2 separate regions of the Homo sapiens genome follow, and region 2 is linked to region 1. The links are chromatin loops, found by intact Hi-C in ENCODE. Cell type or tissue: PC-9. All regions are shown on one strand.

Region 1 (4,000 bases):
ATGGAAAAATATGAATACTAGTGAGACTGCTTTCTCTGCAGTACTCCTGACCTCAGAACAAACATGCCAGTGCTGGGGACACACACCATGCAGGTCCAGCAATCAGACCTCCTTGCAGTCACAAAGGGCAGTAACTTCGCGGGCTGCTGGGGACAGTCATGGGACATTGGTTGCTGCCAGGCATTTTAGAAGGGCCCGAAGAGGACACTTCTGTTTGAGCTGAGTCCAGGCCTCCTCTAAGGTGTCTGAGTCATCTCTGTCACCTCCTCTAGAATCCATCCCCTCACTCTGCTCTTCCTCTCCCACCCTCTCCTCCCTCTGCTGCTTTCCTCTCTGTATCTCTTGTCTCTCCATTTTGTCTTTAGCCCTTATAGGTGTTGTTACTGGTACAGTACAGGTGGTACCGGTGATGCTGGTACTTAAAGCTGGGAAACCTGCCAGCCCCCAACAGGAACAGAGACTCTGTCCTCTTCTTTCCCTGTCCCTGAAGCATCTGGCCTTGTGCCTGACCAGTGATGAGTGCGCCATACTCAGGTCTTGAATCAAGGAGAAAAGATGGCTACCCTGAGTTCAGTCACTCTGTGTGACATTGCTTTATATACTGGCATGACATATGACCCTTGGTGAACTTTTACCCAAATAGCCCAATACAAAGGGAAATTGACTAAAAACCTTTAGGTTTTGCCTGGAGGTTTAAAGCTTTCTGAAAGCCTTGCTTTAATTTATACATTTATTCTAATTCTTGCATTCCATTTCACAATCTTTTTACTTTAATCAGCTTTGATTCTGTCTAGTACTGCCTCAAATGAAAACTGCCTGTGTTTTCTTCATCCAACACAGAGGATACGTTGGGGGCAGTCCAACTTAAAATAGAGGCTATATGGCATATGTGATATTCACTTTGTGTTCCCTTCCATTCCAGAGAGTCTCAAAGAGAGAGGCTATTTCTCCTCCACCCTTTACATCCCCAGCTGCAAATAAATTGCTTCACATTCAAGCAACTCTGTGTCAAGTGCTCCAGGGTAAGTAGCAAAGAAATGTCTGTACATATAAATTCAATAATGGTTGGCTGGGCGCGGTGGCTCACGCCTATAATCCCAGCACTTTGGGAGGCCGAGGCGAGCAGATCATCTGAGGTCAGGAGTTCCAGACCAGCCTGGTTAACATGGTGAAACCCCATTCCCACTAAAAAATACAAAACTTAGCGAGGCATGGTGGTGCACGCCTGTGATCTCAGGAGGCTGAGGCAGGAGAATCGCTTGAACCCGGGATGTGGAGATTGTAGTGAGCTGAGATTGCGCCATTGCAGTCCAGCTTGGGTAACAAGAGCGAAACTCTGTCTCAAAAAAATAATAATAATGGTTAAGGTTCACCTGAGCAGTGCTGGGGAGGCCGGTTTATATAAAAACGAGGTTGTAAATAACTAATTAAATTACCAATCTCTCCACCACTGCCTTTGTCCATCTTCAATTATAATATATTCCAGAAACACACTCCACGTCTCTCCCATGGCTTTATACACACCCTGCACACGTACACTGGGAAGGCCTACAGTCCAGTTTGACGTGTGTTCACACACTCCTAATCTAGCACAGGGCCTGGTGCATAGTTGGTGCACAGAGGTCAATGAAATCCCTGTACTCAACAGCTCTGACCAGTCATCAAGGTGGTCACTGTCTTGTTGGAAAGGCAAACACATAAGCAAATCATTGAGACAAGATGTGACTACAGGGACTGATACATAATCACAGTAGAGAGTTGGAAGGGAAAGAAGAGAAAGAACTCAAAAAACGAAAGAGTGTGGGGAAATGGCCAAAAGTTGGGTCCAGAGTGGATGGGATGAGGTCAAATCCTGGTTCTCTTACTAGCACAGTGCCTAAAACTCAGCAAATGGGAGTTATTGTTGTTGTTGTTATTATATTATTATTATTTCAACAGAGGAATACAAATAGGTTAAGGATGGGTCTGGTAACATGGCCTAATGCACTGCTAAGGAGAATATTTCATCATGTAATAGAATCAGCCAAGGTTTCTTTGGGAGAAACGGCCATCACGTCTCCTGTGTTTCAAATACTGTCCACAAGATGGCAGCAGTGGCCTCAGGTTCTCACCGGGCCTAAAAGGCATTCCATTCAGTCTGCATTCCATGGAACCCCACCCCAGACAGGCATCTCTGGGACATATTTTAAGTGGAAGGCGACCAGCACCGCATCTAAACGATGCCCTTCCTTCTGGAATGCTATGGAAATCTATGACTAGACAGACAAAAACGCTCTGGCCTTGGGAAACGCTGGAACTCACGCATTCATTCGCCCCTTCATTCCTTCAACAATTATGTACTAAAAGCCTACCGCATCCCAGTTATCCTGCAAAGGAATAAAACAGAAGGGCCTGCTCTCATGACCCATAGCGAGTCGCAAATCAAACAGTGGTAGATCACAGGAAGGAGTCTCTCATGCAACGAAAAATTACAAGCCTGCAGACTGTCATAATACAGGATTGAAGGTTAAGCAAAGGAAAACAGACCTTGTGACGGGATGTCCATATTGGCTCTGCTGTACATACGGACAGGAGTGGCAGGGAACTTGAAGGAATAGAAATTGGTAGAATTGGCCAGGCGCGGTGTCTCACGCCTGTAATCCCAACACTTTGGGAGGCCGAGGCAGGCAGATCACGAGGTCAGGAGTTCAAGACCAGCCTGACCAACCTGGTGAAACCACGTATCTACTAAAAATACAAAAATTAGCCAGGCATGGTGGTGCACGCCTGTAATCCCAGCACTTTGGGAGGCCAAGGCAGGCAGATCACGAGGTCAGGAGTTCGAGACCAGCCTGACCAACATGGTGAAACCCCGTCTCTACTAAAAATACAAAAATTAGCTGGGCGTGGTGGCGCACACCTGTAATCCCAGCTACTCAGGAGGCTGAGGCAGGAGAATCGCTTGAACCCGGGAGGCAGAGTTTGCAGTGAGCTGAGATCGCACCACTGCACTCCAGTCTGGGCAACAGATCAAGATTGCCTCAAAAAAAAAAAAAAAAAAAAGGAAGAAGAAAGAAAGAGAGAGAGAAAAAAAAAGAAAGAGAGAGAGAAAGAAAGAAAGAGAAAGAAAGAAAGGAAAGAAAGGAAGAAGGAAAGAAGGAAAGAAAGAAAAAGAAAGGAAAAGAAAAGAAAGAAGGAAAGAAATTGGCAGAATTAAATAATGATTGAGGGGTTTGCCCTTGCAAAATTACTGAAGTTCTTTTTCTCCCCCTCCTTTAAGCTAGAAATCTGGGCTGGCTAATGGAAGCTGCCACCTGGAATGTCTGGGGCAGCCATGCAAGGTTACATTCCAGGCTCCAAGCAAAAAATGCCAGCAATTTACCTTTTTGTCAACTGCAAATTAAAGTAATTTCCAGGCAGAGGATTTCTCCTGCTTGTGATGAGCACCCCAAAACACCAGGGCTGTTTGCAGTTACCTGGCTGCTCTGCGGGGGAAACAAACCTGAGGCTGAAGGCACCTCAGGGTTGGAATCAAGGAAAGGTTTGCTTGGCTTTTCTTTCACTGAAGCACCAAATCAAGTGGATACGAAGTGGGAAGCAGGGAGAATGTCTTCTATCCCTAGCACTTTCTAGAATGTGGGACAAGAGAGGCACTCAGCTTTAAATAAATAAAGAGAAGGCGTATCTGCACCTGCTGTCATACCCAGCTCTATGATGACAATAAGATATACTCATCATTACCAAGAGTGCCATGCCAGGCAGACATGATGCTGAGAACGTTACAGCCACTTATCACTGAATCCTAAGGTGAAATAATTATTGGCGTTTTATAGATGAGCAATTTGAGGCTCTGTGAAGTTAAATGATTTGGAGAAAGTCACAGGTAGTAAATGATAAATGTCGGATTTAAACCCCCATTTGTCAAATTCCTCCTTACTTAACCCCATACAGCCAACCCAAGGTAGAGGTGGTGAGAGAGCCATCTCCTCACCGGAAGACATGAAGGCATATTCATTCACTG
Region 2 (4,000 bases), 280 kb after region 1:
TTCTTTTTTTGAGATGGAGTCTCACTCTGTTGCCCAGGCTGGAGTGCAATGGCACAATTTTGGCTCAATGCAACCCCTACCTCCCAGGTTCAAGCGAGATTCTCCTGCCTCAGCCTCCTGAGTAGCTTTGATTACAGGCATGCACCACCAGGCCCTGCTAATTTTGTATTTTTAGAAGAGAAGGGGTTTCACCATGCTGCCCAGGCTAGTCTCAAACTCCTGACCTCAGGTGATCCGCCCACCTTGGCCTCCCAAAGTGCTGAATTACAGGCGTGAGCCACCGCACCCGGCCTGATTCCAAGTTTTCAAATATTCTTAGATTAGAGAAGGAGGTGTCTGATCTTATTGGGAAGGTATATTATAACAATAGAGTAAAACTCTGCTATATCAGCCTAACTTGGAAGAAGACTAGTTTGAATCAATTTAGATGAAAGTGGGAACAAAAAATAATGTATGCGGGGTAAGCTGTGATTATAACAAAACTATCTTCCAAATTGGCAATCGATGAAGTTGGGTTTTTGTTTTGTTTTTGGAGACGGAGTCTCGCTCTGCTGTCCAGCCTGGAGTGCAGTGGTGTGATCTCGGCTCACTGCAACCTCCATCTCCCGGGTTCAAGCAATTCTCCTGCCTCGGCCTCCAGAGTAGCTGGGATTATAGGCATGTGCCACCACACCCAGCTAATTTTTTTGTATTTTTAATAGAGACGGGGTTTCATCATGTTGGCCAGGCTGGTCTTGAACGCCTGACCTCAGGTGATCCACCCACCTCGGCCTCCCAAAGTGCTGGGATTACAGATGTGAGCCATTGCGCCCAGCCGGCAATCTATGAAGTTTTAAGAGAACAAAGAATACCTGTAGGCAAAACATGAGTTATTTGTATATATAAAAAAAAAAAAATTTTTGAGTAGGAAAACAGGCCCTTCCCCTCAGGATCTATGCAAAATGTAAAGGGTTTGTTACGAGGGGGGAAGGAAAATTGCCAAGATGTCAGGCCATAAGTATTTATCTTGACTGGAAAATATAAAACCTACTCTGAAATTAAACTCAGAGGGAATTAAACTCAGAAGTCCTTGAAAAATCTTGTTCTAGGCAGACAGTTATCTTTATCATAAGGCAGAGAATGTAGATTGTTTACAATGTAGATATAGAAAACATCCATACAGGGTAGGAAGAATTGTCAGGGGGTAAAGAGGGTGGGGGAGAAAAAGGGCCCATGGAGTCATAAGAGGGAATACATCAGAAGCTTGACAAAAGACTGAAAGAAAGGGGAGGAGGCTAAGCTAAAGTTTTAAGATCTTGCTTGCAAATGACCACACAGGTGCATATAAAATGGAATAATTCTGTAACTAAATAAATGGCTGAATATGAATGCCAATATTCATTCTATTTGAAGATACTTCTTGTAATTTCATTTCTATCTAGATCTGAATATTAAAGTAGCTAGTAAGAACTCAAGTTTTGTTTAACAAACTTTGTTATTAGACAAACAAAGTATCCCATGTGAACCAGCTGTGTCGTTAGAAGGAATGACTAAGAGCACCATCTAGTGGTTTTTCTGGTGGTGAAGAACTTATGCCTGGGAATCAGGAGAGTTAGGATTCTTGGCTTTTAGATGTATTTTCTGCTGTATGCGGTCAGCAACAGTGGGATGCAAACCTCGAGGACCAACTGTTACTCTACCTTCATCACCTCATTTTTATATAAAGTAGTATCTAGTTTTCTCCATTTCTTGGAATTAAACCTGGGCAAAGTATCCTCCATCAGATAGGTTAGGTATCAAATTCAGGTATCCAAACCAGGAACAAATTCAGGTATCCAAACAGTGTAACAGCATCCAGCTTACTTTTTAAAAAGGCACTGAAATATTCTTCTCTTACCATCCAGATGATTTTGCCTTAATACTTTTATTATGGGGCACAGCCCTTTTTCAAGGCTAGAATTAGAGGTCATAGTCGCTAAAACTCTATAAACAGCATCCTTTTTTTTTTTCTTTTTTGGCTAAGCTTTCTTGTTTTGTTTTGTTTTTGAGACAGGGTCTCACTCTGTCACCCAGGCGGGAGTACAGTGGCATGATCACGGCTCACTGCAGCCTTGACCTTCCAGGCTCAAGCAATTCTCCCACCTCAGCCTCCTGAGTGGCTGGGACTACACATGTGCACCACCACATCTGAGTAATTTTAATTTTTTTTGCAGAGATGAAATCTCCCTATTTTGCCCAGGCTGGTCTCGAACCCCTGGGCTCAAGCGATTCTCCAGTCGTGGCCTCCCAAAGTGCTGGGATTACAGGCATGAGCCATTGTGCCCAGCAGGTTAAGTTTTTATCCAAAAATTAAGAAAGACCAAGGCTTTCACATTAAGAAACTTATCTACTCTCCAATAACTCACCATTGAAATAGGTGCCAGCACTCTTTAATCTGGAGCTATTCTAATGCCTTTTCTAATACCTACAGATTTCAGATGTTAAACCCTTAGGAGCTAATAACCTAACTTAGACATTTGGGCAGAATGAATTTAAAAATGTATTCTAGACCTACTCTGGATACTTCAAATATAGAATAGGTCTTTCTGATTGCCTGATGCTTGGGAAATAGTCTGTATTTTCTTAGTAACAGGAAGAATTTCTGTGACACCTTTGTAAGAACTTGTTTAGAAGACATATTAATCTTTTCTTCTATATGGTTATATCTATAAGGTATCTATATTGGTACCCAATATATAATAAGTATTTAATAAATATAAAACAAAGTACATACACTGATTCAGAACATCATTCTCATACCTTGGCAAATGCTCCTCCAAATAAGAAGACATTTATCTTGAACTTGTATAAAATTTATACTAAGATCAAAGGTTCAATGTAGCTTTCAGAGGGAGCTATTTTTGCAATTTCCAAGTATGTATTCCTGGTTATCTTCCTGACTGTCTCCAAACATGCAGTTATACTAGCATGATGGTTATGGTCAAATTAACCAAAAGTTAACCTCTATATTCATACATAGATCCTACCTAGTATTCTCATACCATATACTTTTACAAAGTTTAACAATTTATAGTCATATTTATTAATGAAGTTATTAATTACTGTTTCCCCACTGGACTTAAACTCCAAGAGGGTAAAGACCTTTTCTGTTTTGCTTACCACTGTATTCCCTCAATGCCATGCACATAATAGATATGAAGACATAATTAATATATGACTTCAAAGCCCCACACTCTTCAATGTCTTAACATTTAACTGCCTTTGAATCTTAGAACCAGGACGTTATCTTGAAACATTTATCAATTCCAAATTCCATGTGTTATGGGAAAAATTTAGGCCTCTTGATGGTTGAAGGGTTTGTCCAAGTCAACTTGCTCAAGTTAGAGGCAAAGCCAGGACTGGAAGCAAGGTCTCAACTTCCTGACATGTACTCAGACCATCTTAAGACTGATCTGAAAGCAATTTAAAAAAGAAAAGTTCTATATAAGTTCATATAATTCTATATTCCTGAACTTAGACATTGTATCCACTTTGACCAAGTATAGGTTAAAAAAGTAGAAAAACAGGAAAAGATCCAAAGAAAATTTACAAAAAGGCATGTGAAAATACCCTACAAGGAAACATTTTAAAAAATAACTACTTAGCTCAGAAAGATAAAGTTAAAAGGTCATTCTTCAGTCATCAAATATGTGAAGAATTTTTATGAAAGAAATAATGATTAGTTTTGTTTAGATCAAGGAGTTAAATGGTCTTGAGTTGAAATACAGCAGTATCAGCTGGGTCTTAACTTTCTGACAACAAAGGTAGAACTCTAGAAGAGACCAGTGTTGGTTACAGAGAGTTCCTGATTTGTTACTTTGTTAATTTAGTCAATAAACAAACATCTGTAGACCTTTTATTATGAGCATAGCACTCTGTAAGATACCTGCAATTTCAAATCTTCTATGTTGAATTTAATTAAACTATCCATCCTGGATGGTTAAATCATATCAAATTGTACCTTTACTCATTCACTCTTTTT

Evidence for each region. Peaks named below come from ENCODE experiments on the same cell type or tissue, not always from the same donor. Only the 100,000 strongest peaks of a DNase experiment are listed, where the experiment ranks them.
Region 2: it touches region 1 in a loop (16-fold over the local background); 9 of 110 quality-filtered maps call a loop at or near these places.

What each region holds. Positions count from the first base shown.
Region 1 is chr10:93,287,316-93,291,315 of GRCh38, reverse strand. No RefSeq gene overlaps it. Among named protein-coding and RNA genes, the nearest start is that of MYOF, 190 kb to the left of the region's middle. RefSeq lists enhancers at 742-1,242, 1,243-1,743, 1,298-2,497, 2,053-2,826. In PC-9, a CTCF peak has its summit at 2,092 (motif pointing right); a DNase peak (open chromatin) is centred at 2,215; H3K27ac peaks cover 692 bases.
Region 2 is chr10:93,004,185-93,008,184 of GRCh38, reverse strand. The region is part of intron 19 of EXOC6 (exocyst complex component 6); the gene reads right to left. Among named protein-coding and RNA genes, the nearest start is that of CYP26C1, 55 kb to the left of the region's middle. In PC-9, a CTCF peak has its summit at 1,501 (motif pointing left); no DNase peak of the experiment used is centred here.